Linked DNA regions of Homo sapiens: all the other regions are linked to region 5. A link is an interaction called in ENCODE POLR2A ChIA-PET data of the cell type or tissue named here. Cell type or tissue: CD4-positive, alpha-beta T cell. All regions are shown on one strand.

The links. ChIA-PET counts read pairs that join two places held together with the same protein. Peaks named below come from ENCODE experiments on the same cell type or tissue, not always from the same donor. Only the 100,000 strongest peaks of a DNase experiment are listed, where the experiment ranks them.
Region 1: POLR2A ChIA-PET joins it to region 5 with 11 read pairs; 4 of 35 experiments call an interaction of 5 or more read pairs at or near these places.
Region 2: POLR2A ChIA-PET joins it to region 5 with 10 read pairs; 3 of 35 experiments call an interaction of 5 or more read pairs at or near these places.
Region 3: POLR2A ChIA-PET joins it to region 5 with 12 read pairs; 3 of 35 experiments call an interaction of 5 or more read pairs at or near these places.
Region 4: POLR2A ChIA-PET joins it to region 5 with 15 read pairs; 5 of 35 experiments call an interaction of 5 or more read pairs at or near these places.
Region 6: POLR2A ChIA-PET joins it to region 5 with 14 read pairs; 6 of 35 experiments call an interaction of 5 or more read pairs at or near these places.
Region 7: POLR2A ChIA-PET joins it to region 5 with 23 read pairs; 6 of 35 experiments call an interaction of 5 or more read pairs at or near these places.

What each region holds. Positions count from the first base shown.
Region 1 is chr14:97,976,443-97,980,442 of GRCh38, forward strand. LINC01550 (long intergenic non-protein coding RNA 1550) reads right to left here and starts at 1,682. Exons shown (of 3, transcript NR_015430.2): 1 at 1,535-1,682. RefSeq lists an enhancer at 1,682-2,181. In CD4-positive, alpha-beta T cell, CTCF peaks have their summits at 2,074 (motif pointing right) and 2,273; DNase peaks (open chromatin) are centred at 649, 1,689 and 2,149; H3K4me3 peaks cover 2,856 bases; H3K27ac peaks cover 3,457 bases.
Region 2 is chr14:98,442,353-98,446,352 of GRCh38, forward strand. No RefSeq gene overlaps it. Among named protein-coding and RNA genes, the nearest start is that of LINC02914, 270 kb to the right of the region's middle. RefSeq lists an enhancer at 3,311-3,812. In CD4-positive, alpha-beta T cell, no CTCF peak of the experiment used is centred here; a DNase peak (open chromatin) is centred at 1,899; H3K27ac peaks cover 1,258 bases.
Region 3 is chr14:99,186,383-99,190,382 of GRCh38, forward strand. The region is part of intron 3 of BCL11B (BCL11 transcription factor B); the gene reads right to left. Among named protein-coding and RNA genes, the nearest start is that of BCL11B, 84 kb to the right of the region's middle. In CD4-positive, alpha-beta T cell, CTCF peaks have their summits at 2,333 and 2,543; DNase peaks (open chromatin) are centred at 2,469 and 2,979; H3K4me3 peaks cover 3,590 bases; H3K27ac peaks cover 3,858 bases.
Region 4 is chr14:99,264,922-99,268,921 of GRCh38, forward strand. The region is part of intron 1 of BCL11B (BCL11 transcription factor B); the gene reads right to left. Among named protein-coding and RNA genes, the nearest start is that of BCL11B, 5.3 kb to the right of the region's middle. RefSeq lists enhancers at 3,373-3,978, 3,979-4,000. In CD4-positive, alpha-beta T cell, CTCF peaks have their summits at 1,812 and 2,020; DNase peaks (open chromatin) are centred at 890, 1,790, 2,630, 3,370 and 1 weaker place; H3K4me3 peaks cover 4,000 bases; H3K27ac peaks cover 2,948 bases.
Region 5 is chr14:98,228,268-98,232,267 of GRCh38, forward strand. The region is part of intron 1 of LOC105370656 (a long non-coding RNA gene); the gene reads left to right. Among named protein-coding and RNA genes, the nearest start is that of LINC02295, 94 kb to the left of the region's middle. In CD4-positive, alpha-beta T cell, no CTCF peak of the experiment used is centred here; a DNase peak (open chromatin) is centred at 1,594; H3K4me3 peaks cover 1,151 bases; H3K27ac peaks cover 1,641 bases.
Region 6 is chr14:98,171,871-98,175,870 of GRCh38, forward strand. No RefSeq gene overlaps it. Among named protein-coding and RNA genes, the nearest start is that of LINC02295, 38 kb to the left of the region's middle. In CD4-positive, alpha-beta T cell, no CTCF peak of the experiment used is centred here; DNase peaks (open chromatin) are centred at 1,661, 2,381 and 3,711; H3K4me3 peaks cover 1,238 bases; H3K27ac peaks cover 4,000 bases.
Region 7 is chr14:98,136,801-98,140,800 of GRCh38, forward strand. LINC02295 (long intergenic non-protein coding RNA 2295) reads left to right here. Exons shown (of 3, transcript NR_184268.1): 2 at 2,193-2,510. All of the region lies in intron 1 of LOC105370655 (a long non-coding RNA gene), which reads right to left. Among named protein-coding and RNA genes, the nearest start is that of LINC02295, 2.8 kb to the left of the region's middle. In CD4-positive, alpha-beta T cell, CTCF peaks have their summits at 1,968 (motif pointing right) and 2,181; DNase peaks (open chromatin) are centred at 1,061 and 2,001; H3K4me3 peaks cover 2,372 bases; H3K27ac peaks cover 2,897 bases.

The sequences.
Region 1 (4,000 bases), 250 kb before region 5:
TTTCTGTGATAGAAACAGCCAGTTCTGCATTATTCCAAACCACAAAGCAAGCGACATGCCATCCCAACTTAGGATATGAAGGAAGTATCAGCCCCCTAATTGCACAGGGGCCACACAGCCTGCATCTCCCTCCATCGTCCCGACTGCATGCTTTTGATTGTTTCATAATAAAAGTGGCCGGCTAAATTATGACTACTTGTGATTTATTTGCCATGTCATTTAGACTTTTCATATGTATAAATTTGCCATTTGAAAAGAAAGAGAAAATTCACTGCTATTCCCCAAGGCCTCGTTTTTGGGGAGCTCCTCTAACATCATGAACAGAGGCTTTGTGACTTCTAAAGTGATTAGCTCCTATCCGGAGGTTTTGGAACATATCTGTGCTCAGAAGCAGTCTGCCGGGGTGAAATTCTATCTGGAATAGTGTCCTAACCCCATCGGAGAGAGACTCTGAATTTTTAAAACGCCTGTTAAGGACCCCTGGGTATGAGCCCCGCACAAACATGTCTGCGGCACCCACAGCTGTGCCTCAATGAAGGCCCAATTTCTCCATTGCACAGATGAAATTGCAAAGGCCCAGCAATGTTAGCCAAATTCCCCAAGCTTAATGCCAGAGCCTGCTTCCACTCCAGGACAAAGTGGTTTCAAAGTCCATACTTGCCCCACCCTGGTGGCCTGCCCTGGGGAAGGTCACTGCCAAGAAGGCTCCTGGGCCGTCTTGCAGCTGCTGCCTCTTCTTTTAATTACGAAAGAAATGCATCATCATGAAAAATCAACAATACACAAGATATAAAGTTAAAAGGCAAAGTCCCCCCTCATCCTCTCTCTCAGCCCCTCAAGTATATTAGAAGATCTTTTTAGGGTTGAATTTTCACTCTGCAGGAGGGTGTTCTGTATACAAAGAATACGACCCTTTCTTCCTCTTTAATTTGCTTATAGCTGGTACATTTCAAAAAAAAATAAAAAGTGACCCATGCCTTTGATGTTTTTTTTTTCCCCTTATTTTTGTCAACATATTGTGGAGAATGCTGAGTTCTTTGAATTGTTTTTCCCTCTGACAGCAAATCACCAAGATGTACTTTTCCAGAGCCTAACATCCTTGAATTCACAAAAGTTCCAGTCTGGAGTCATAATGTGGAACGTAAGCAGTTCTAGTCAGTTCTGATCTTGGCAACATGAATTCTCCCCTTTCCCCGGGGAGACTCAGAAACCTGCATTTTCACAAGATTTCCCAAGTGACATGTGTGCACAACAGGGTTTGAGAAACCCTGTGCTGGACTCAGCTGCTTCAGAGAGAAGACACAGAACAATTGCCAAGCTATCAAAAAAAGCTCAGACTGACAGCAGAGAACTCAATAGAAATGCCCCATCCGACTGTTGAAACTCAGGCCCAAACTACTGCAAGAGAGTGGAGAACTGTTTCTCCTCTGAAAAGGCCCGATTTCGACTAAATGAAAGCAAAACTGTAGGGACCATTTCCCACCTAGTAGCTTGAAGCCCTACCCGGTCACCAAATTGGCCTAGCTGGTCCTACCTGCATTTGGTAAGAGCCGGGGATTGGGACGAGGCAGAGAGCAAGACCAAGCTGGTTTCCTCTCCGGTTTCCTCCGGGGTGGCTGGGTCCCAGGTCCTGCCCCCGCCTCGCCCTGTGCAAGCTCGGTGCAGTGCAGCCCCTCCGGCTCTCGCCCCACAATGCCGTGCGCAGGCTGGCAGCAGTTCAGCTGAGGACTAAACGCTTGGCTCAAGTTCAACACGGCTGCCAAGATTTGGCAACCAGAGAGTTGCAGGGAAGCAGCAGGCTGCTAAACCCTTTCACATTTTTAATTAGATCCACACACCCATGTCTTTGAGCTATCATAAATATACAGATGACATAGAGAGTATTATTCGGGGTTAAAAAAAAAAAAAAGGAAGCAAACTCTACTAAGGTACAGCTTACCTTATTGAAATAATTTCCCTATCACTAGTTTGAGGGCTGAGGAGGAAAAAGAGAAGGTAGTGATATTTGCTTAAGTAGAACCACATCTGACAAGGGAATCTACCCAGGATCTGGAAAACACAGGTCTCGGCTGCCTTGCTATCTTCCTGGGCTTCGAGAATATCACCAGAAGAGGGCATTCTTGGCGCCGGCTCAGCCCTGTGCAGCCCGGAGCTGGCAGGCAGCAGTGCTGGAGGAGTCATCCCTCAGGCCACTCCCACCTCCCGTTCTTGGGGATAGCTTTAATATCGCCACGGAGCAGAGAGGTTCTCTCCTTCGCCCTAAATGCAGCAACTTTTATACTCCATGTTGCCTTACTATTCTTCTCGTTTTATTTCCTTCTCTGGATTGTTTTTGGGTATCTTCCCCTGGAAAACAATTGCAGATGCTTCTAAATTTTTCTAAGTCCTGTGCCGCAACATGCTCAGCTTCTTCCCCTCAGAACCAGCCTTTCCCCTTGCACTCAGCCCCTGGGCGATTCTCCCTCCGGGGAGGAAAGAAGATTCAACTCTTGATTCAAATGCTCCGGATTTCACTCTGGTTTCGCTGTGTGGCTTTGGACATAGGATTTAAAGCCTTCACGTTGGTTCCCTCATCTGAAAGATCCCAAAGCAATTCTGGCCTCACAGAGTGGCTCTGGGGTTTAAATCCTATGTACAAGGCTCGTAACACAGTCAGCACCCAACACTGAATATTCGATAGAACATGTGCCTTGTAGACAGTCAGCTAACAAACAACTCCACCAAAACAACAGTGCTAGTCCTTAGTCTTCTTCTTCCCTGAACTGCTTCTCCTCTTGTTTGTGACAAAGGCCACCCATGTTTCTCAGACAACTAACCCTAGTCTGATCAACTTGCCGTAAGATGAGAGTGAGCCCATGCATTGGTGTGCATGCCCTTAATTTAAAAGACATGTTAAAAAGGAAATGAAACACTTGAAATGCAGGAAAGAAGTGCCTCTGGTTGTCCCATCTGAGAGCACAAAGTTTATAAATAGAACCATCACAAGCATCAAACACGAGCTGTGCTAAGGCATCAAACACACATACATACACACACACGCACACACATGTTTGTGTCCTTGGCTTATGGTGAACAATTTGTACACCTTTCAGTGGCCCCCGCAGAAAACCAGAGCTTGTAGTGGACACTTGGCAGCATTTGGTCTTTTCCTCATCCTTCCTTCATTTATTTTTTCTTCACATATGACTTGAAAATAGAGCATGTTTTACTGTGGCAAAATTCCCTCTATACTTGACCTGCAAACAGGACAGTCAGGCTAACTGGGATGACCTGGTCCAATGAAGTGGGCTGGAGACAATTCTACGCCCAATAGGCACCTTTCAGCAGATGGAAAGGGTGAGGACAAACAGGTTGGTGGGCCTCAGCACCTCATCTTTTCCTGTAGTCTCTCTTGCTCCCCAACACCTCACTATCTCCCCCAATCCCCAGGTACAGGGGATTTCCTTTCACTAGAAGAAGAAAGGATACAAGCTTCTTATGCACGTGTGCACACACGCACACCCATTCATGCTCACAGACACTGAAACAAGACCCTTACACCAGGACTGTTCCACTTGGAATACAGAGAGCAGTAATGGCTCCCACAGCCATGAAGACCCAGGCTGAGTCCCACTTGCCTCTATGGTCCTGATCAGGCTCTGACAGGGAGCACACTGCTGCTCATGATTAGTTATTTATACATGAGGAAGCAGCAAATTTCTATGAGAGTAAAGTAAGATATGATCCACATCATGCTTTCCTGGAGCAAAAAGGGTCAAGCTGAAGCCGGTCTCATTCTCTGAGCTATCGTGGGCTGCACCTACACGTCCTTCCCACAGACGCATTGAAGGAAACGGGCCCTGTGACACCCTGACCCTTTCTGCACTTTATGTAGGGTGAAGGAGGTAGGCTGGGAATTAATACATGCACTTCATGTATTTAAGGGCCATTCCCTAATAGTACTCTGAGACTTCCTGGGAAATATTATTAACTCAGGACTGACATGTATTAGTCTGCTTGA
Region 2 (4,000 bases), 210 kb after region 5:
CTCTCTGGGGCCATTGGTGTCTTGGGCTATGCATCTAACCTGCCTCTCATTACCCCAGGGGCAGAGGGTCTGCTGCAATTAGCAGGCCAGAGACAGGAGTTTGGGAGTGAACTGGGCTATGAAGGAATAGAAATTGAGACCCAGAAGAACGATGGCAAGGCATGGTGACAGGGAGCAGAGAGTGGGAGTGAAGACAGGGCTGGGAAACCCTTCTGCTGGAGTCCTTCCCCTACATCTCAGTCCGAGCTGCATGGCTTGTGGAAGGCCCCTGGGTTTGAAGGGTCAGGTCTGAGAAGACCACTGTGAAATACAGGTGAAATACAGCTGATTAAAGGTGAAAGACCTGTCAGGCAAAGAGCATCATAGGATCTGCAGGTTTGGGAACTGAGGGCACAGCCTGACCCTGGCTGTCCATTCCTTCAATGGGTGAAATCTCGGCTCTGGTGACACTGGGTGTGGGTACAGCTCAGGAGGACCTTTCAATGGCTGGGGCTCAGTGTTTAACAAAGTTCTAATCTAGGTTAGGGCTCAATGCTGAGGGCTCTTTGGAGTAAAATCATCTCTTTATTAATGAGATCCAACCCTATCTCTCTGATAGAAATGATGGGAAAAGGTGCCCCTTTGGTGCTATTCAAATGAAAGAGTGAGAACAGTGGGTGTTTTTAAAACTCTCTCCCTATCATAGGAGGATGGAGCTCATTAGTGAGGGGAATGATTTTGCTGGGGAAAGGCTGTTACAATAAGAAAACATAACCTACTCAAGATGAGCCAGATCCAAGTCAATTAGGCTGGGAAAAAGATGGTAGGGAGAGGGAGAGAGAGAGAGAGAGTGAGCTTCAAAAATACCACCTCTTTCCTTCCATTCATTTGAATAACAGCAAGGGGACACTTTAGTTTTTTAATCATTTTTTTAGTTGAATCACTCTGGATCTCATTAATATAGAAATGATTTCACTTAAAAGACCTGGTGTTAAATTCCTGTTCAACTGAGATTAACCAAATCAAACATGATTTGACCAAAAAAGAAAAGTCTAAAGTATTCTATCTATTGCTAATACATTACAATCTGACTTTAAACTTATAAAAAGGATACACATGATATTTTTCATTCAGCTCCTTTTGATGTATCTGGAATACATTTTCCTAGGTAAACTGGTATTGAAATTCACAATGAAATGTGGTTAGCCACTTGAAGTTACTGAAAAAGAAGGGATTCAAATAATTTACATATGTGTGAGAAGGGGATCTGGCACATAATGTAAACCATAGAGGAAGAATATCTTCCACTGGGGACATATTTTCCTGGACTATTCCAGGAATCTTCATTTCATTAACCTTGCCGGGCCACAATTACTTTATGCTGTCAGGTGAATACTCTGAATCTGAAAGTGGCTCAACCTCAGCACTATTGACATTTGGGGCCCAAATGCATGGAACCCTTTGCTGTGGGGCCTGTCCTGGGCATTACAGGATGTTTAGCAGTATCCCCGACCTCCACCCATTAGGTGCTAGTAGCAGCACCCACCCAATGTGACAACCAAAAATGTCTCCAGACTGCAAAATATCCTCAGGATTGGGGGCAAAACTGCTTCCCCACCCCCGGGGACATCACCCCCCGCCCCACCTCATTGATAACCATGCTTTGAAGGTCATCTTGGCAAGGAAGCTAGAAGCTAAAGGAAGCACAGTGCATAGAACAATACATGTGCCTGGGTGCAACTGATGGTCCTAACTTTGTTCCAGAAGTTCCTCTGGAGAACCTTGACTTGCCTCCTTGCCTCCAACCTGCATGCTGCTCTAGTTTGCTTTCTACTCTCCCTCCATGGTAATTTTACTAAAGGGCTCTTTTCACCTCACCTTTGCTGGGTACCTCTGGGCAGGAAGTGGGGGTGGCATTCTGAGGTCACTCACTCTCTGAAAAACAACCAGGTGTGGCAAAGAACAGAGCCTTTAAAAACAGCCATGGCAGAGTTGGAGTCTCGGCTCTTTCATTTCCTAGATAGAAAGTCTTAGACGAATGCTTAACCTGCTTGAGAGTAAATAAAGCTGTTACCACAGATATACCCAAGGCAAAGAGACAGAGAGAAAGAAGAGAAGTAGTCTAGCTTCTCCCTTCCACCTGCTGCCAGGTTGCTTGCCCAGGGCTGTCAATGGCCACATTCAGGTGGAAAGCAGCTGACCAGTGTAAAACCTGGAGAAGAACCAGCAAAAGTCAACCCTCCCAGAGAGAGAGCTCAATGAGGCCCAAGCGAGGACTGGGTCTGAACACAAAGTGGGCCTAGAACCAGTGCCAACATCCAACAACAGGGATATGTGCTCGTTTTACAATTTTGTCTTTTTATAGTGGTTTCCCTGACTCTTCTGAGTTATGAACTGCTGTTGATAGTTGAGTCCAATACACCATCAGGAACAAACCATGGTAGTCACAGCATTATTAGTTACTGGATGTTCTGAGCCAACTAGAACCAGAACCAGATTCAAGAGAGCCTTGGACACATCCTCGTATGATTCCACTGGAAGAGCTTCCTGGGATGGAGAAGGGACCCTGCTGACATAAGGCTCTAAGGCAGGGATGGGCAAACTTTCTCTGTACAGGGCTAGCTAGAAATACAAGGCTCTGCCAGCCATACTATAGCTGCTGCAACTACTCAGTTCTACTGTTGTAACGCAAAAGTAGCTGTAGACAGTACCCAACCAAATGGATGTAGTTCTGTTCCAATAAAACTTTATTTACAAAAACAATGGGCTGGACTTGGCCCGATGGATGTAGTATGGCCATCCCTGCTCTGTGGGGCTAAACAATGTAGTCCTACGGCTCCAAAGATAGCAGCTTAATTGGATTGTCTTGCTTGCATGAAATCACTTATTTGGAGCCATTATTTAAGGGAAGGTAAGTTCCAGTTTATAAAATACTTTTTGTTCAATGGTTTATGTTTAGTGTAAATGTAGAGTTATATTATTCACAGTTAAAAATACAGCACTGATCAGGAGATTATTAAAAATGATTTAAATGGAGAGACAGACCTAATTGCACAGGAAAAAAAATAATTTTCCACAGGGTATATACTTCTTCTCTTGTAGAAAAGCACGCCAGTTTCCTTGGCAAATTCACAGCCCGGCACTCCGACGTTCTTAGCATTCATGCACGCTACCAATGGATTTACAATTGCAAATCAGCCCTGTATGGGAGCTGGTGATATGTTAGACTGTGTTTATTACATCTCTTGTGTGCCTGTACATTCGTGTGATGCTCACTCTTTCTCCTCCCAGAACAATTAGCAATGGGTCGACCTCCTATTGTTGTATTAGCGTAGGGTCTGTAATGTGGGAAGGAACTGGGCTTCTTCTCACTCTCCCTCCACAGTATCCCCTGTCTTTCCAGCTAGCAAGCAGCTTTCTCTCACAGGAACACAAGAAGAGCAGCTTTCTTTTAGATCTGTCTCCACCTAGGATGTTTAAGGAGCTCTAAATCAGTGCACCATGCACCAGCTGGTCTGAGAAGGTACACGGAATCCACAGCCATGTTCCCATCTCTGCTTGCATAATGCCTGTCCTGCAGCTCCTCCCACACCCCTGCCAGCAATCAGCATTCAATTCCCTTTATCTCCTGTCCTCTGGGGCCCATCTCAGCTTTCCCTTTAAAGATTCAAGTTGGGTTGGCTGCCCTGACTTTGCCTTATTCAGGATGAGCGATACAGCTTGGAGGGTGGGGTGTGGGTTTTGGTCTCAGACAGATCCAGTTTCCAATCCCAGCTCACTGTGTGACTTTAGGCAAAATACGCTACCTCAGTTTCCTCATTAGTAAAATGGGAGTAATGACACCTGTTATAAGCTGAATTGTGCCCCTGCCTCTCAATTCATATGTTGAAGAAGATGACCTTAGAGTGTGCCTGTATTTGTAGATAGGGCCTTAAAGATGTAATTAGGTTAGAATGAGGTCCTCAGAGTGGGCCCTAGGTCAACCTCACTTGAAGACATGTGAGGACATGAAGACTTGAAA
Region 3 (4,000 bases), 960 kb after region 5:
GGTGGCAGGTGCCTGTAGTCCCAGCTACTTGGGAGGCTGAGGGAGGAGAATTGCTTGAACCTTGGAGGCGGAGGTTGCAGTGAGCCGAGGTCGCACCACTGCACTCCAGCCTGGGTGATGGAACAAGACTCCGTCTCAAAAAAAAGTGCATCATGCAGAGAAGGGAGGGAAAGCGCATGCCTGGCAGAGGTACTGCATGCCTAAAGGCGGAGGTGGGACTCCAGACTCAAAGAAAGGAAGAACTGAAGGCAAAATTGAAAAGGGAGAGGTTCAGAAAACACGCAAGAAACTTAGCTGGATATAGAGCAAATTCCATTGCTGTAAATCCCATCATAGTGAAAACTTTCCTATTTCGTCCATGAAAAATTTCAAGCCCACACTCAAGGCCTACTCAAGTCAAGAACTGTTCAGTATTAAGGAAAATCTCAATATAACAAAAGGATGCATGTGAACCCTTCAGAGGACCACCTTCCCAAGCTGCTTTCCATAAGGTATAAAGGAATGAAACTTAAAATCCAGTCTATGAAGATCACTAGCAAGGAAGGTGGCTTCTAGGTTACCCTCTCCGGCAGGAGTTAAACGATTCCAGCAAGCCTCACATCTGAATACCCTAGGCCTGTGAATCCACCTTCAGAAACAAGACAGTCCAGGCTGTCGGTGGAACAGGGAAGTATTAAAACTGAACTATGGCTGCATGCACCCGAGATTTCCCAAAACAGTCTGTGTTTCAACCGTTCAATTCTTTGGTTAGCCCAGGTGTGCAGTTTCAGGCTCAGGAAACAGCCACCCAACCCCAAAATAAAGCAACATTGCCAGCCGCAGGGGTATCATGGCACAGGGTGAAAACAGTGGTGTTTGTCAGTAAGATGGAAGAGCCGGGGCAGGACGCACAGAGCAATTTTCCATGTGGCAAGTCATCTGCAGCATTTGTGAAAAGCTACAGCACATTCCTAGAGGTTGTCTTTAGAGGTCCCGCCTTCGGATAAGGCACAGAAATCCACTGGAAATAATAAAGAATGCGTTGTCAGAGTCCCTTGAAATCTGCTTTCTGTGAACTTCCCTGAAAAGGGCCTACGCTGTTCCAGTGGGTTTTGGTGGGCCGATAGCTGAGCTCACTTTGATGGTGACGTTCCCCCACGCCGCCCAACATGAGAGTTTTCTGAAAGGATTCTAGAACTCTGGGGACAGGAATTTTGCAGAGAATGTGAAAGAGAAGCACAGAGCAAACCATCCTTATCATTTAATGGACAAATAAAGAGGGAGTTAGGAGATAAACAGGCAAAAAAAAAAAAAAGGCCAGGAGTCGGCTGCAGGTGTGTGAGCGGGGATCAGTGTGTAGCTGTTTCTCACTCACACGTGGGATCTCAGTCTCCCCAGAAGCACCCCATGCAGGCCTTCCTCCTCCTCCTCCTGGAGACAGGAAGTCTCCCCTCTCCATAATTCAAGACTTCCTTCACCAGGCAAGCCTCCATCTTTCCTTTCTTTAAATCCACAAAAAATCTCGACATTCCACCCCAAGAAGTATGGCAGAGCAGTAAATCTCATTTTAATGGAGTGTACGTTTAGCTCCAAGGAGATAATTGACGTTATGGAGAGCCTCGATACCGAGTTATATAGGTTAGCTAATGCAGAGGGGACTCATTACTGACACACTACAAACAAGTAGTAATATATGTATATTGTTCTGAGTGGCGTTAGAGCAAAAGTGTTCCGGTCTGCGGGGATTGATAAAGCACAAGAAAACAGCAGATATGCACTTGTAAATTTGTCTCATTTGTCTCTGAAGTTAAAGGTTATTCCCTTGTTCTGAATTTGTAATAAAAACATGCTAGCCCAGGGTTTGTGGAGAATGTTTGAATATTTAAATTGTGTATAATGATAGGCAATTATAGGGTAAAAAACTGGACCTTATGAATGGGGGGAACACTGTTTGGATCACCAAGTGTTTTCTTTTATCTTTAATGCATTTTGCAAGTAATTTCCCCCCAGTGGGGTTCAGAGACCATTACCCAGTCCCACAACCACTAACCAGTAACTAACCAAGCTTGGGTTTGCCCGGGTGGATAGGCTCTTTTCCTTCTTTTTTCTTTTCCTTTCTTTTGTTAGTTTTGTTTCCTTCGATATGCAGAATACATCTCTCCAACCAATGGCTGGCCTGGGGCTGGGGCTGGGGCTGGGGCTGGGGCTGGGGCTGGGGCTGGGGCTAGGGCTGAGGCTGAAACCGTGGCCTCTGTCCCCAGCAGGTCAGTTCGTCTTTCTGGGGAAGGACAAGGCTGGCCATAGGGAGAGGTCTGAGGGGCAGGGTGTGAATTTCCTCTGCCCCCCACAGTGGGCTCCCTTCTCCCCAACCCTCTCCCGGGAGGAGGGCCAGGGGCTGGTGGGGAGCCCCAGCTGTACCACCGGCTTGGGGCGGGGGGTGGCGCTGCGGCTCCCGCGGCTGGAGCCCAGGTGCCCGCCTGGCCGAGTCTGCTGTCGGCCCAGGTTAACCAACTGCAGTGCTAGAGTAACTCCAGCCAGCTTGTCACCGAGCACAAAAGTCATCAGCCAGTGAATGTTCTTTTCTGCACCACAATTAAGACGAATCAATACGACGTGCCACAAATGGTATTTTACTCTCAATAAGAACTCGAGCTGAGTTTATTCAGAATATTTTAGCGCTTCCCCGGGGGATTTTGGGCCGACGCAGATGGCAAATAAAGTACTCAGCCTAAGGCTACAGCACATTATGGTAATTCTAATGTCAGATGTACTTTAATATACAGCTCTATTTAATCACCCCATTATTTCACATTTCCATATGAAAAACCTGCGGCACTTCTGCGGCGCTTTGCCTCTGCCACCGTGCCAAGCTTCCTCCAGCCGCTGCTGGCTGCCGGGACGTGGTCATCTCGCCAGGCACAGCCTGACACCACCGAAGTTTCCGGGTGCCCGGATGCACAGCCGAGCTGCCTGGTGCCGCTAGAACATCAGAGGACTCTAAGATGCACCGAACGCCACCATGGGCGGTTATGGAAGAGAAAAGCTGCACGCACACTACATGCACACACACATGCAAGTTCACAATAAAATGCAGGGGGATGTGTGTCCACGTGGGCACACACGCACACCCACACACACAGTGTGCAGGAGAGAAACTAATGTCGACAAGGAGTTACACCCACGCTCCTAACACGGCCCTCTCCAGACACCAACACCCCAGCATGGCGGCTACTGGGTCAGCAGCTGGATCCAATCACAACGCTGGCTCCAGCCTGCGGCCCCAGCAGCTGTGCCCATTGGTTCTCCCAGGACTGCCCCCCACCCCATGAGGGCAGGATAAAGGCATCATCCACACCAAGGGGCAGAAGGAGGCCAGGCTGATGACAAAGCCAGAGGGGAGTGCACGAGGTAGAGCGGGGGATGAGAAGGGCTGGGAAACTGCTGCCCACACTGTGTGGGAGCACCTGGAGCAAGAAGGCCCCCAAGATGACCCTTATCGGGGACTATGGGCACTAGGGAATTGAAGCCTAGAGGTCCAGGCCCAGGGGAGGTGGAGTTCTGTGAATTCCAAGTGGCAGGAGCACCTCAAGGCTGGCTGGGCTGGCCCGCAGAAGCAGGGGTGTGGGCCGAGCCCAGGAAATCACTCTCAAGGCACTCCAAGAAGCCCAGCACAGCACCTGCTGACAATCCAATTCTAGATTTCCCAAAGACAGGTTTTGCTGATGGATGCAATGACACCTGGCACCCGACCCTACTGGGTGTCCCAATAATGAGCCAACACTTAAAGCCACATAACATGATTCACAGAAACAGTTACAGCATATGTCTTTAAAACAAGGCACTTGGGCCAGGCGCGGTGGCTCACGCCTGTAATCCCAGCACTTTGGGAGGCCAAAGCGGGCAGATCACGAGGTCAGGAGATCAAGACCATCTTGGCTAATACAGTGAAACCCCGTCTCTACTAAAAATACAAAAAAACTAGCCAGGCGTGGTGGCATGCGCCTGTAGTCCCAGCTACCTG
Region 4 (4,000 bases), 1.0 Mb after region 5:
GGGATGGAGCAAGAGGGGGACCGAGCCTGAGCACATCTCCCTGACATTTGGCTCCCTGGGACCGGAAGGAAGCTGAGTGGGATCAGGGAGTAGGGACAGGACAGAGCACACAGGACCTCAGGCCAAATGGCCTGAGTCAAAAGAGTGCCGCACAGGACCTCAGGCCAAATGGCCTGAGTCAAAAGAGTGCCGCAAAGTGACAAAGCATACTCACGGCAGCTGGATGACACAGACATTCATTCCTAGTGTCTTCTGTACCCTTCCCCATTAATAAATACAAAAGTGTATCTACAGCTAACACCGTCTTCAGAGAAAGATGCTCAGCCGGTATCAATAACTCAACCATGTGGTGCAGGGTACAGTCCCCAAAGACCATTTACTTTCTCCTTGTCCTCCCCAGATGTGAAGCCAACATTAACCTCGAGGCCAAAGTCTTTGGAGAGTTTCAGCTAAAGGTGAGGCCTAACCAGGCAGCCAGAAGGTCCATCCTTAAGCCATGGGAGATGAAGGAGAGTCTCCAACGGACAAGAACCTGACCCCCTCCCATTCCCTCCCCCATATATTTTTTCCTGCATTGTCTTATCTATGATCTGTGTTTAGTTACAGCTTGTGAAACTCCCCTGAGTTCTAAGGCAAAGGATTGGAGATTGCTAAACTGATTTTTAACGGTTTTCTGCAGCTCAGAGACCACCGTCCGGCCCAAGACTTCGAGGTCACCGTGCCTCTTCATCTCTGAGTGGTCCAGTGAGCTCGCTGCCACTACATGCTTACAACTGGCTCGATTCAAACATTAAATGAAGTAGAGAAATCATCAGATAAATTGCTGGCCCTGTGTACTGGAGAGTGAAGGCTCTTTCTCCAGCTGACGACAGCGCTAGGCTTTTGTCTGACCTAATTTATTTCTCTTTCAGGTTAGAATAAAGCACTCTTTCCTGTCGCAGGGTAACCTCTTCTGCTCATATATTGAACTCTAGCATAAGACTCAGGGTGCAGTCTGCAGATTTCTTCAACTTGGGAAAGAAGACATTATAAATCTAGAAATCCTATGATCAAAAGCACATATATTCCCCATCACTAGATTACATGTTTAGGGGAGAAATCCTCTCATTAAAAGCCATCCATAAAGGACAACTGTTTGGGGTGAAAGATGTGATCAAGACTGGCTCTAGCAATCACATACTCTTTCCAAACAAAGTTTTACATGTTATTTGAGTCGGCATTTTAAATCTTTGGGGAACGGTGCTATTTCCCTTAGTTCAGTGGGAACATTACCTAATAAATGGAATTGAGAATCCAAGTGTCATAAAATTTGAGCTAAAAGGATTTCCATTCATCAAGCTGTTTTAGGTACACGACTCCCAAAAGCAGCAACTCTCGACTGTTCCCTGGGTCTGTGACATGCAAGACAGAAATGAGCAGTACGCCTTCCCCAGACCTCCCCAGCCCGATCACCAGCGCCTTAATAACGCAGCAGAATTTTCAGAACGTCAAGACCACGGACGAATCAGGGAAAACACACCCATTCAAAACTCACAATTTTAATTGTTAAAAAAGAAAGAAAGAAAATCAAAGAAAAAGAAAATGCCCCCATCTGCCAAGTGAGGGCTTGTAAATCAATGGCGATAGCTTGAAAATAGATTTCTCAAACTTATATTCTCATTTTGTCCTGCACGAATCTCTGCTGGAAAATCAATATTACAACTTCACACTTAAGGTATTTTGCAGCAACGTAAACTGCCGCCGCTGCTGATGGAAGCCCGTTCCTAGCCCATTGTAGCGGAGGCGCCAAGCCATGACACGGGCACCGAGCTCCCCCTAGCTGCCAAGTGGCGCTAGGCGCGGCTCGGCGTTTCAGCTTGCCATCAACCAAAAGCCAATTCAACTGAAAGTTTATTTTGGAAAGTATTTTATCACAACAAGCAACAGAGAATGCAAAGCAATCGAGATAGGAGATGAAAAGGGGATAAGTGAAGGCTGGTGCAAGCCGTGTTCTAAGCTATAAGACAGTGCCAAGAACTCCATTCTGAGAAGGCGCTAGAAACTGGTATCTGTAAACGACTGTTTTCTGTGCTTCCGTCTCACCTGAGACACAATTCTAATTATTCTCAAATGCACCCAAAGTTGGGCTTCCCTTGGGTTGAGTAGGACCCACTTAGCCCTCCACACTGGTCACTGACACAACACACCCAACCAGCTAACCCAGCCTCGATGTCTCTAAGGCCGGCTTCACAAAAGCAACTGCATTCACCCCAGCACTTCAGAAATGCCTAGTTTTCTGTTATGAAATATTTCAAAGGCCAGACAAAAAATCGCCAAGGCCAAGCACAGGCAGATAGCAACCTCCCCATCAAAAAAAAAGAAAAGAAAAGAAAAGAAAAGAAATATGCATATGTACATCATATCATTCAGGTAGGGAAAAAAGACCCTTTAAAAATATTAGGGGCTGTTAAAATATGCTCACGGCTGTTTTCTCTCAGGTGTGAATTACAAATGAATAAAATCAGCCTGGCATAACACCTTTGGTGAACACGTTTTTATTCTCCCATTGAATCAGAGCAGCTGACTTATATCACACTTCTAATGATATGGGGTTCCCTTCTGTGCAGAAGGGAGAGGAACTTCACCCCCCCCCCACCAACTAACCAAAAAAAAAAAAAGAGGGCTATGTCTTATGAAATTTATCGGAGGCCCAATTCTGAAAGACATGTGGACCACTGGAGATATACTCTACCCTGGGGAGTTAAGATAATTGTGAGCACCGCTGCCTTCAAAACACACAGCTACAGCAAAACCTAATTCAAAAGGTAACCATGGAATTAACACAGTTAGCCTAACTTTTGCATTGAATCTTGCTTGGGTCTCTAGTTGTTTTACAAAATCGTGAATTCATACGGAAAATTACTAATCTTCCTAGGAAACCTGTTGGTGGGTTGTTGAGAAAATCACCTTGACTGGGGTTACGCAGTTTACCGTGGACATCTTATTTTCCTTGGTCTCTTCAGAAAGCATCAAGCTCCTTCTTGGATTTAAGTACTCTTCCCTTCACCCTGGCCCTGTCTGGCACAGCGGGCTCTGGCCCTTTCCTCTGCGTGGTCAGCCGATCCCCCTTAACCTCCCCTCGGCACGATTGCCACTGTGTTGTTTTGTGTTTGTTTTTTTATTAATAGCTGTGTCTGTCCTCTGCTTTTAAAAGCCATATCCATCTGGGTCAAACATTTTGAAGCAAACCAGAAGCCCAGGTTTCCATCACCAGCTGTCTCTCACTCTTTTTTACCTCACTCCTCTTGTCCCTGGCCCTGTCTGTAAATTTAACTAGCTCATTATGGAGCCCTTCTCAGACGCTCCCTCCCCCCTCTCCCCTCCCCACCGCCACCCACCCACAAAGACCATGCGTGCTATTTGTGTGCCCTCTTGTTTCCCAGGCCATCAGTTATTTGCAGTTGCATCATCCCTGAAGGACCTGAGGTTGCTGCCCCACAGGCCCAGGAGCTGCCACCCAACTGATAAAGATGTACCATGTTTTAAGGGGTATCTTTGGAATTTAAAATCTAAAATGTGAACTCCAAGTAGAGGATGCGACAGCACCCGCTTTGCCAGCCAGGGCTCCAAAGCACCCTGAGTCCACGGCTCCTGCATCATTTGTGGAGAGGCACTTCCAGAGGCCAGAGAGGCTAAAGTGCACCCCATTCCTGCCTTTCCCCTGCTTGCTCTCCCACCTCCCTCCCAGGTGACACAGGACAGACGAAAAGCCAGCTGCTTTTGGATAATAAATAGCCTTGTCTGAAAACTGGTTGGACCACTCTCCTAGCTTAAACCTGTACACATAGCCTGGGCTCCGTGTGCCCCTCAAAGGCAGGCCGGCTTTCCTTTGCCCTCTGGTCTCCTTCCCCTTTTTCTCTCCACCTCTCTTCTCCTTTGCCTCTCTCTTTTTCCCTCCCTGCCACTGCTCCAGTGTCAGCTGGCTTTCCCCAGCGTGGCTCTGAGCAGGGCTGAGCGAGAC
Region 5 (4,000 bases):
GCTTTGGGGCCTTAAGGTCTCTGTCACAACTACTAATTATTCCTTTGTAGTACCCAACAGCACAGAAAATATGTAAACAAATTGGTGTGGCTATGTGGCAATCTTTTTTTTACAAAAGCAGGTGGCAGAGTTGGACCTGCTGGCCCCTGGTGCGTGATCTTCCACTACTTAAGACTCTATCATGATTGCCCAGGCCATTGAGAATTATATCTGACTTCCTTGTGTTCTAGAGGCCCCCAGGACCTAGCCAGGACTCCCCAGGGCAGGCGGACCCGCTGGCTGGTGCTCAGTCTCCCACCTCTCCCCACTCAAGCTTGGTCAATCTCTTCTCTCCTTCTGCAGTGTTCTGCTCTCTTTTGCATGGCTGGTTTTCTCTTTTCCTTTAGGTCTCAGATTAAATGCTGCTTCCTCACAGAGCCCTTCCTGACAATGCTACAGATCACTTGCTGGGATTCACTATACTTCCCTTGCTTGCCCCCTTCAAAACACCCAACTCTTCTTGCAATTTTTTTATTAATTTGTGTCTTTGCTTTTTTCTTCATCAACTTCCCTCATCAGCATAAACTCCACAGAACAGGAATCATACACATCCTGTTCTATATCCCTCTCTGATCAACACAAAGAAGGGGCACCATGTGAATTTGTGAAATGGATGCAAGTGAGGCACTGGCCCTTCTTTTGAGTTTCACAGTCCATGCTCTGGCCATTTGTCCACTGCCATCCATGGCCTCCTGTAGACAACCTTGGCAGAATTAAGAGCATCCCTTAATTCCTTGCTCCTCCCACCCACCCCCCAAAGCTGATTCAAGCTTGGCAATGAAGATACATATCCTTAACTGATATCAGTAGCTTTGATACTGTGGGTAAAAAAGCTCTAAAATTATTTTTTGGCAGGGCGCAGTGGCTCATGCCTGTAATCCCAACACTTTGGGAGGCCGAGGTGGGTGGATCACCTGAGGTCAGGAGTTTGAGAGCAGCCTAGCCAACATGGTGAAACCCTGTCTCTACTAAAAATACAAAAAAATAGCTGGGTGTGGTGGCGGGTGCCTGTAATCCCAGCTACTCAGGAGGCTGAGGCAGGAAAATTGCTTGAACCCGGGAGGCGGAGGTTGCAGTGAGCTGAGATTACACCACTGCACTCCAGCCTGGGTAACAAGCGAAACTCCGTCTCAAAAAAAAAAAAAAGATTTTTTTCATCCGCCATCCTCCTACTCCAAGTTTCTTAAAGAGATTGAGAGATGGTCTGAAATGTGGGATTGGAGCTATGACAAGGGAAGATTTTTCCTGAAGACTCAGGCTGATGGAGTCCTGGGTACTCCCGTTCTTAGGGACTGAACAAGACATCCCTTGTCCCCAGTGCAGCCTCTGGTTTCTTCTCTCAGATGCAGGAGAAAAGTAAGAATACCCCCTCCTGTCTTTTTATTAATTTCCTTTCTGGTTGTCCGAACAACTGTTTTCGTCCTGGAAACATTTAGAAATTGTACACATGCTCCTTATTTTCGACCTTTCCTTTACTTCTCTTCACTCATTGAAACCCGCTTGAAAGGCTGGGGGCAGCCTGCCAATTTCTCTAACCCTAAAAGAAGAAAAAGAAAACAACATAAAACCTCAGGCAAACGTGTTTAAAATGCAGACAGTGGTTCACTTCCATTTTCATCTTCCAGTATCAGTCTGTATAAATCAGAAGCTGGGGTTGCTGGGTTATCATGTACATTCTTGATTTGCAGTGATGCAAGTCACTTTATTCAACATCAAGAAACAAATGTGGATGCTGCTCCAGGGATGAAAGGGTTTCTCCGTTCAAACTCCGCTCTCTGGAATGTGTTTAACTGAGTAGAAGAAGATGATCGAATAAGCGGACAGTCTCGTCTCATCACGGGTGTTCCCTAAACTCTGTGTTTCTGGATGTGCCCTGCTGGTCAAAATTGGAAACAGGTTGGGAGAGTTGAAAGAGTCCCAGTCATGTCTACTTGAATTTGATTGTTGACTTCATCAATGACTTTCTGTCGGAAGTTAGCTACATTTTTCAGTCTTTGAGATCTTTAGCTTTCCTTTAAACTAAGTCAGAATAACAGTACTAATGCTGCAGGCTGACTTTGGTAATAGAGGTGTCGTCTGTGTAAGGGGTCAGTATGTGCCCATCTCATCGAAGGCCCTCAATAAAAGGAAGGCAGTGTTATTGTGACAACATTTTCTCTAGTCTGTGGCCTTGGCTGTGGAGTGTTCTCCTGCACATCATGCATACAAAACACCCCATATGTTTGATGTGAGCTCCGGGGTCTGCGACCAACCGTGATTTGAAAAGCAGATGTTATTAATCTTCTAAACACTGCACATCAGCCATGATGTCATTTAGGACTGACAGTGGATGCGCTGCCTCCTTCCCTTTTGGAGATAATTATTTTGAAGCACTAGGAGAGGCCGTTTGTTTTTTAAGACAGTTGGGGCCAATTTGCCTTTTGAGAATCCAGTGGCAGCCTGTAATGAAAACATGAAAATAAGCACGGGCCCCAAGCTCAGACATTCAAGGCAGGAAGGCTGCAAAGCAGAGCAAAGCTCCATGTGGACCGCGAGTGCCTGCCTGTAACCTATGGAAGAGTGGAAGGAAGGTGGTGGAGAAGCCAGCTCCTGGAAAAGTGCCGCAGCAAGAGGACATGCTCGTCGTGGCATAGGGAATGTCTCACAGAGTCCAGACTTCAGAATACTGAAGGAGCTATTTCCAGGTTTGAATTGCCTAGCAATGAGGCTCTATTATCACAAACCAGGATGGGATGGGCCCATCTCTGGAAGCAGTGCAGGAATACATTCAACTCAACAAATGTTCATTGTGCACCTGCCATGTGGGAGAGAATGATGACCACAGGTTTATGGCTCCTTCCCTGGAAGGAGCTCAGAGACAAGGGTAAGCTGATATTGACCACACATTGTGTAAGGCACATGATGGGCATCCCTCATCTGATCTTCTTCCCATAGCACCGCAAAGTAGGGAATGTACAAATCCACAGAGATAAGGAAGTCTGAGAGGCAGGAACAACAGACAAAGGGTGTCAAGTACTAGGACCTTAGAGAATAGGTGAGAAGGCAGCAAATCACTTGGCTGACAGTAAGAACAACACCAAAGTGTCTGCCTGGGGTAGGGGCATCAAGGGCCAGGGAGATGTGCACTGGGGAGTCCTGGGGAGGCTGAGGATGGGACAACCACTTGCCTCTGAAGGCCAGATTCAAGGTCAGACTGAATACAGGATGACTGGCCAGGAGGCTACTTCCACCCTGCCGCAGCATGAACTGCTCCTTCCACCCTACCCTGCCAGAGACAAGAGACATGGAGTTTAGTCTGTAGAAGAACTGAACTAGGAAGGCTCCAGATCCCAGGTAGCCCAGTGAAACCAAGAAGATTTGGTGAAAGTGTAGTGACTGCATGGTGAGATCCTTCACACCCGTTGCCTCAATTCACTTCCCCTACTTGGCCACCAGAACATGGTTAGGATGAGAGAGGCCAGGCAAGGGATAGGAGCTTTATCATCATTGGAAACTCTGAGCAGCTGATGATCCAGGACCTACAAATATTAAAATTTGGAGTTGAACCAGTGAAAGAGCTAAGTCTTTTATCTATTTTAAAGCAAAGTGTTTGACAAATCTCACCCAGCACACGCAGCCTCCACACAAGCTATGGCTCCACGCTGTTCATTGTCAATGGGCAACAAAGGATCATATGTATTTGAGAAAAGCATGAACTTCAGACTCTAAATCTAAAAGGAAAAGGAGACACTGCAGGGAACAGAAGATAATTATATAATTTAGAGAAATAAAAGAAGATACTGCATCTATTGCAAAAGAATAAGACGCTATTAAAAGAAAACATTTGGAGCAAAAGAAAACTGTCTCAGGATTCAAAGTGCGTTAGCACTTAACACTACTGAGTTACACGCTGAAAAATGATTAAGAGGGTGGATTTTATACTATATATATTTTGCGCAGTTAAAAATTTTTAAAGTATCTA
Region 6 (4,000 bases), 56 kb before region 5:
GTCCCCTGGGGGCAAAATCGCCCTGGGTTGAGAACATTGCTCTAGGCAAAAGGCTGTAAGCACACAGGGACAGCCTGTGACTAGAGGGGCCTCAGCAGGAAACAGCCCAGAGAAGTCACTTGGGGCCTGCCGCAGTGCTTCCAGCTCAGGGGCAATGCCTGGCACACAGTAGGTCCTCAGCAAACTGGTGCCAAGCCTCCGTTGTACAACAGGGCTGTTGCAAGATACTCAAAGGATCTAGGTGTCAAAATGCTCTGCACTGGGCAGGGCTAGGGCCCTGTCAGACCACCGTCCCTTGGCCTAGGAGGCCACAGTGGGCACCACCTCCGGCCAGGCCATGGTGGGTGGCTGTTTATCTGTGTGTCCACAGCTGCCTACCAGGCATATTAAAGGCCATGAAATAAGGATGAGGCCTAGGAGGGGTAATTAAAGCCACGGTGACATTGATCTGCTGAGATTTCTGAGAGAGCCCAGAGCACACAGGGTGATTCTCCATCTTACCTCATGCAGGCCCAGCCTGATTGGCCCCCTGGGCATTGCTGGGGCCAAGGAACCTCACCTGTGGCCGGGAGACTCCCAGGGCAGAGCCACGCTGGCTTTAGAGGCTGTGCAAAACAGGAGGCCTGGGCCTGGGGGGCAGCCCAGCTGCTGCGCTTTGCCCTGAGAAGGCAGGAGCAGGCCAATCTATTAAAGACACAGGTCCCCATTCTCAAAGGTCTCGAAAGTTAACCTCTTCCCCTCCTAGGCCCAGAGACTCAGCCAGGTAGAGAACCTGAAATGCTCCAGGGTCATGCCATCTGCAGGGCAAGTCCATCTTTGCACATTGGCCCAGATGCCCACAAAAAGGTTGCAGTCTGGATGCAAATTAAGTCAACAGTTAATTCTTGACCCTCTACCCTGAGCTAGGAAGGGTGCTTACTTATAAAAATAGGAACATGTAATATTTTCTTGCAATAATAGTCTTTGCAAAGATGGACTCTTTGATCAGAACAATAATTGCATTCTTACTGTTATAGTTACCGATCAGTGTTTCTTTGTGATCATTTTAGCTTCAGTTTTACAATTAGCATAATGAATGAAATTAATTAATGTATGTTCAGAGTCAGAAAGAACCAACACTGGCTTTGGTTTTACCCATGACTTGGGCAAATCATTTGAGCATATTGTGTCTTCATCTCTCTATTGATAAATAGAGATAAAAGTAATCAGTGCCATAGATTGGAAAGGATCAAATGAAATGATTGCAAAATCACGAGCTTAGGAATCCTTAGTTCATTTGCTCCCTAGCTATATGTTAGATTCTTTCTTATACTTAAGATTATTACCTCCTCACAGTCCTGTGAAGTGGTCATCAGCCACGCACTTTACAGATGAGAAAACTGAGGCAGCAAATCCTTTCTGAGCTGTGATTCCATATGAGGAGACTCCATACCCACCCCATCTCAGAGGGGATTACTGAGGAGCTCACGCTGCAGGAAGCCCAAGTTATTTTTTGTCTTCCAGCTGCTAAAATCAGACAAGTAGAAGGCAGGTGCCCTGCCTCAAAGCCTGCGATTGCCTTCCTTCCTGCCTGCCCATGAACTGGCATGCACTGTACTTCGTTACATCATTGCAGCTTCTGGTCTTCCTTTGTGAAAACCTGGCCTGTTTTTTGCCCTCTTCCTTCGCCACACTGGTGGGGGATGGGAGCTGCCCCTCTGATCTTTGCACTGTAAAGGAAGTAGCAGCAACCCTATCAGATGGGAGGAGGGAGAAGTTTTCTTGGGGCCTAGAAAAAAAAATAGCCTGTCTCCCACACAAGTGGGGCACCTGCGGTGAGATCGCCGGTCTAAATATAAAGAGATGCTTTTTTTTCTCATGAGCTGTCTTGAGTGGTGTGAAAGATTCTTCCAGAATTTTGGAGAAGACGTACCTAACTAAAGTCCTAGAAAAAGCCCTGTCTCCTGTGATTTCTACCTGACTCTACCCTCTGTGTTTCTAAAGAGGGTGGTGCATGAGCTTTAATAGTGGAGAGCTGTGCACTGGCTGGAGGGTGGGAAATGCACATCTGAACACTGCTTCACATTAAATGCACTGCATTGCAAAGACCCTGATTAGAGAAAGGCTTGGAGAAATAAGTTACCAATTGTTGAATGCCCACGGTCTATGCGTCTGCTTACTTAATGTAGGTTTAATGTGAGTGCCATGAAGCCTCTTCTGGGTAATAGCAATCTTAGGCAACATTAGGGAACACTTACTGTGCATCGGTCCCTGGGCTGATCTTTTATTCCGGCCAAGGGGCCTCCCTAAGAAGAGTTTAGGATGACTGCTATGCACATTGAGGTTGGGTGACACACCCATGAGGGCATCACCCCAAATTAAACCTGGCCAGGCTGACAGCAGTCTGCCCTCAACAACTTGGTTGAAGAATGTTCTCTGCTTTCCATGCATGCCCTACTTGTGAACAACACCTAATTGATAAAGTGAAACTGTGTGTGGTTCTTGGTTGCCATATGTGTGGTCCACCTATGGAAAAGAAGAAAGACCTTCTCTTGAGACTTATTCTGTTCCAGCCTATAATCTTATAGTCATGATTCCAAAGAAGTTTTGCAAAACCAAAAGTAGTTTTTATCATTAATCTGGTGGTAAAACCTGACCTGAACTGATAGAACTAATATAAGGCTATTTATAGTCTTTATTTTTCTCATGTAATGTAAACAGTCATTTATTTCACTGCAAAAATGTTGTGTTCTATCCCTAAGTGCTGTCCTAGACTCCTCTGCAAGATGCTCTACGATATGTAATTATGAGACATATTATTTTAAATGTACCAAATTCTGATTTCTAAATTACATGTGGTTTCAAAGGTTTCTGAAAACAGATCGTGGGCCTGCAAACCAAATCTGTAGTCCCACTTTGAAGGTGTATCCTGTAGACACCCTTGGATAGTGGCAATTATAGGGGTCAGAGAGATCGATCAACCTCAACCCTAATTCTCGTTTATGAAACTAAAGTCTGTGGCATCCTCGGCCAAACTGGAACTCATTAGAGCCTCAGGTTGCCCAGTTACAAAGAGGAAAACAGCACCAGCTTCCTTGCAAGGTTTCTGTGAGATTATATACTTAAAGGTTATTCATGTATTGGCCATTGGGACACTCTAAGGTTGTCCATATTTGCAGATGTTCTTTGTAATGAATTTCAGAGTCAAGCACAAAGATGTAGTAAAATTTTCACCTCTTCCAAATTTGCTGTCCTGTGCTTGGAGTAGGACATGGCCCCTGGGAGCTTGGGGCTGGGGAGGAGGTAACAGCCCATGAAGACCTGCCTAGGTCAGGGCAATTAGCAGGAGCCACCAAGACCTTCTCAGTATTAATTAGCTGTCCCTGCCCTGGTGCTACAGAGGATTTCCAGGCCTCTGGAGAGCCCTCAGGGATGTTGCCACTCACAAAAGAGCTCAGCTCTGACCATAAGAGCTGAGTAAATAGGATGAAGCTTGGCTTCCAAAGGGCCAGGGGCTGATGCAAGAAGTATCTCTCTGTGCGCAGGTGAGAGGCAGACTCTGGAAGGATGAAGTGCGGACAGTGGGTGGAAGGACTGGGGCCTGGTACCTGCATGCTCAGCCTCCCTGTTTCCACTCTGATGTGGCTAGTCTTTCTCCTCTCTGTTTCTTCCTTTTTTTTTTTTTTTTTTTTTTTGGTTTCTGCTCTGATCTCTCTGTTTCTCTCCTGCATTGGGCCTCTCTCTAACCTGCTTCCTTCTACATGTCTCTGTCTACGACCTTGCGGTTTGGTCCCTGTCGGTCTCTCTCTAGGCCTTTCTCCCTGTCTCTGTGGCTGTCTCTTCTCACATGCATACTCCAGGGCATTCTACCCTCAGAGCATAAAGCTTAAGTCATGTGGCGGCTGATGGTCCCTACTCTTCCACTGAGCCCATGGTTCTCTCCAAAGAGAAGGTGATTCATAGAGCACAGGATAGCTGGCATTTTCTGGGTGACAGTTCTATTATATTTCAAACAGAAATA
Region 7 (4,000 bases), 91 kb before region 5:
TCTGCCATCAGACTTTCGTACCCTGGCCTCCTGGTTTTATGAACAAATAATTCCTTTTTTTGCAAAGCAGAATTCCCCGCCCCCATTATAAACTCCCACCATTCAAATCTATAATTGGGGGAGTAACAGAGCTGTGGCCGACTTATCTTTTTAAATGCACCGACCCTGGACGAGCCATCCTAAAAATGTGTAATTATAAATAAACCTTCACCTATGTCAGCTGGCAGGGTTTTTAATTACTGCACTTGATGTCAATCAAGGCCAGCTCTGGGTATGCATGTTAGGGGGCAATTTCAGAGGAATTTTGCGGACATAAGCTGTTTGCCTTATTCTATTATCTGCATTTAAAAGGGGAGAGGAGGAGATAAGGCGACAGCCAGGAGGGGAGAGAGAAAGAGCAGCTCATGGAAAGAAAATGGTGGGGGAGGCATTTTACCGAGGCTGCAGCATCCTGCTGGGGCTGGGGAGGGCAGATACTGGACATCTCTCCTAACCCAGGGCCCCACACTGCTGGCCCCCTCTTTGTCTCCCAACCCTTTCTTGCAGGAAGATAAGGAGGGAGATGGGAGTGAGGTGTATATTTGCTGATGGAAGGGGGTGGAGGGGGCCCCTGCTAATCATGTGGGGACAAGGCGGGGATGAGGGTGGGGGTAGGATGAGGGTGGGGGTAGGATGAGGCAGGGAAGGAGAAGATCAGGAAGAGCAAGAAGTGTTGGGGGGAAGCGCTAAAAGGAAAAAAAATCAATTGATGCATATTCACTTTCTCCTCCACTGCGGATTCTATCCGAAGGAAACACTGAACTTTGTAGTGTTAGCAGCAGCTGAAATTTAGAATTATTGTTTCCTTCTAACAGAAGACTCATTTTCCACGGCCGCATTTGCAGCATAATAAGCTTTTTGTTATTTTTTCAATTAGAGTCAATTGACCTAACAAAATGCTTGGCAATTAAGTGATTTTTGTAATGGTCCGGGGGTAATTTAGTCGAGCTTGTCAGCTGTGTTTCATGAAGCCAGGCTGTCTTTTTTTTTTCCCCACTGCCTCTCTCTCTCTCCCTCTCTCTCCCTCTCTCTCTCTCTCTCTCTCTCTCCTCTCTCTCGAGCATAATGGCTCATAATTTCGAAATCTTTTCCTTCTGTTTCCCTCACAATAATTCGCAATTACAGGAAGTTGTTGGAGGTGATTTTTTTTTCTACCTTGCCTTTTGAGTCAGTAATTTTAAATAAAATGTACATACTTATAAAAAGGCAGCTATTACTGAAATCACTTTTTGTGTAAACTCAATTATTTCATGAATAGTGACACCAGCTTATACTGGGTCCCACTCCTGAAGGCTGAGGCATTATTATCTTCAGGGTAAAAGGTTTGGAACATTCAGAACACTCTTTCCAAATCAAACCAGCATTCAATAAGGTAAACACGACTTCAGGAGAGCAGGAGGCGGCTGGGTTACCTGGCCATGAAAAATGGCAACCTCCGGGCAGCCCTCATCTCTGTTTCCTCCCCTGGGCAAGGACTGGACTTTGGCTTCTCATCCTCTGATTTATGAGGAAATTCCTCATTTGCCTAATTGATTCATTTTCTTAAGACGACATCTGGAGTTACATTTTCTTTTAAAAGGCTGCAGTTAGAGCTGATGACTAGCTCAGATGTTCCTTCATTGTGTTACTATCTGTTTATACCTATCTTAAAAATATATAATATTCTGCACGTATCTGCATACGTGCATACATACAGAAATAGCAGAAAGACGTGCTGGTGTTTTTTCAGACAAATTCGCCTAGGAGGTAATGTGAGTCGTTATCAGGATTCATCTTTAACCTTTAGGAGGCTCATGTACATTTTCACATTGCCTTATGTGTTTGAAAATGATCTCTGCCTTCTACTCCTGAGTTACAATCCCTGGTTGACTTTAGTTGCCCCCACTGTGAAAAACAACTTAGCAGTAGCCCACTTCGTTCCTTGGTAAAAATCTCCCCAGTAGGGGGCAGTAGAAGAGCAAGCCAGCGGAACCCCATTTCGGCTGGCCCTTTAACAGGGCCAAGACTTCCCCGCTCTGGGAGGCCCATCCCCTCTTGGCTCCCGTTGGAACGCAGAGTTGGAAAGATCCATTAGTACAGAACACTGGTTTTGAATTGGTCTCCCAATTCTGTCTGGATAACATCTAATCAAATGCTCCTCCCTCTCCTTTTAGGTTTTATATCTTTTCAAAGTGATTCATTGAAAGCTGTGGCTGTTGTCAGCTGGGTGCTGGGAGCACTGAACAAATTCCCTGCCTAGGTTGTGTAGACAACGTGGGGAATGGGAGACCCTTGGGATCCTGATGGTCTCGCCAGGCCTACTGAGACAAGTGTCCAGTGCCATCGGACCTGTGCTCATGCAGTTACTTACTACCATGTGAATCTGACCATCAAAATTCTTCCTACATTTCAATTCCCCCAACTCTAAAATGAGGAGGTTGGGCTTGATACCATCTCAGAACTCTTCCAGCTATAAACTGCAAACCAATCAGGTATTAATTAATTCATTCATCCACTCTTTACAAGATGCACCCTGATCTGCAGAAGACATTCCTGTGTATAACAGAGTCATCATATTCTTGGGTTTGATTTGTTCTTTTTTAAAATATGGAATTTTTGTTTAATTCCAAATGGTTTTCTTTATTCTTTTTGTTGTTGTACAATTTACCCTCAACCAAAGAAAGAATAACGATAATTTGGAGAGTTAAACTTATTTCATAGCTTTAAATAGGTGTGTGATTTCCACAGTGACTGACGTCTTACCTGTATTTTGAGATATTTGGAAATCTTTACCTGTTTCCCCAGTGGTCATGGACAGCCTTGGGCTTGACTTGGTTTAGATTCTCAGACACTGTGGTTTGGACTGGGCTGGGGCTGGGCCCAGCCTCTCAAGGCTTTGATTAATCCACTGCACCTCTCATTTTCCTGACTATAAAAGAGAAGCTACAGTTCTGAATAAGCATCTTGCAGAAGAAAGAAGCCAAAGCAGAAAGTATTAAACTTTCATCCAGCACCATAGGAGAGATGTAGTTATTAAATTTCAGCTGCTTATCAAACTGATATGAAAGTCATTTTGCATGATTGCTTTGCATCCTCAAATCTTCTGCTTTTATTTGCAATGCATCTCCGTGCTTTCTTATTAGAAAAATACTCAAAGGATAAAAAAGCTGATAATATTATTCGGTTTTGACAATTAGGTAGAAAAAGCATTCAAAGAAGTGCTTTTTTATTGCAGCTGGTAATACTATTGGAGGTCCTCCTGATAGCAGTCTATACTGATGCTACCCAAGGTGACACTGGTTTTATCTTTTAATTGCCGTGTACTGGTTATACTGGATCTGGGCAAGGGAGGCTATTTCTAATCTTTGCATTGGGACATAGGACTCTAGCTTATATGACAGGTTCAGCTTATCCTGAACCTCTTGCATTTGCTCACTCTTGACTTTATGTTGTGTCCACTGCTCTCACTTGTATTGGGCCTAGGATGAGGACTTTTGCTGACTATTCAACACACCTTTGTTGAATATTTACTGTGTGTTGGGAAATGCCTTAAGACCCAGAGATGTAGCTTCAAGCCATAGACCACCTACAATTGAATTTTATCTCCCCTTTTTCAATTAAATCATCAGAGTTCACTTTTAAATTATATGCACATATAAAATTCTAAATTATGTATACATTTATGCACATAAAGATATATGATTTTTTTCATCATTTCACTATCTTTTCGTGGTCCACAGAATGCAAAAATGATTATTTTGACTTATTTGCCAGTTCTATGGACCTTATTTTACTTTAGCCTTTTAAATAGCTCTATGAGGTAGAGACTCATTTTCTTTTGACAACAGAGGAAAGTGAAGCTTAGTGGGGTAAAGAGACTTGTTCAGGATCATACAGGTGGTATATGACATCTATGTGATTCAAGTCACGTCTGTGAGACTATAAAGCAGTGCTATCTTTTGGCCTTAGCCTACTGCCAGCA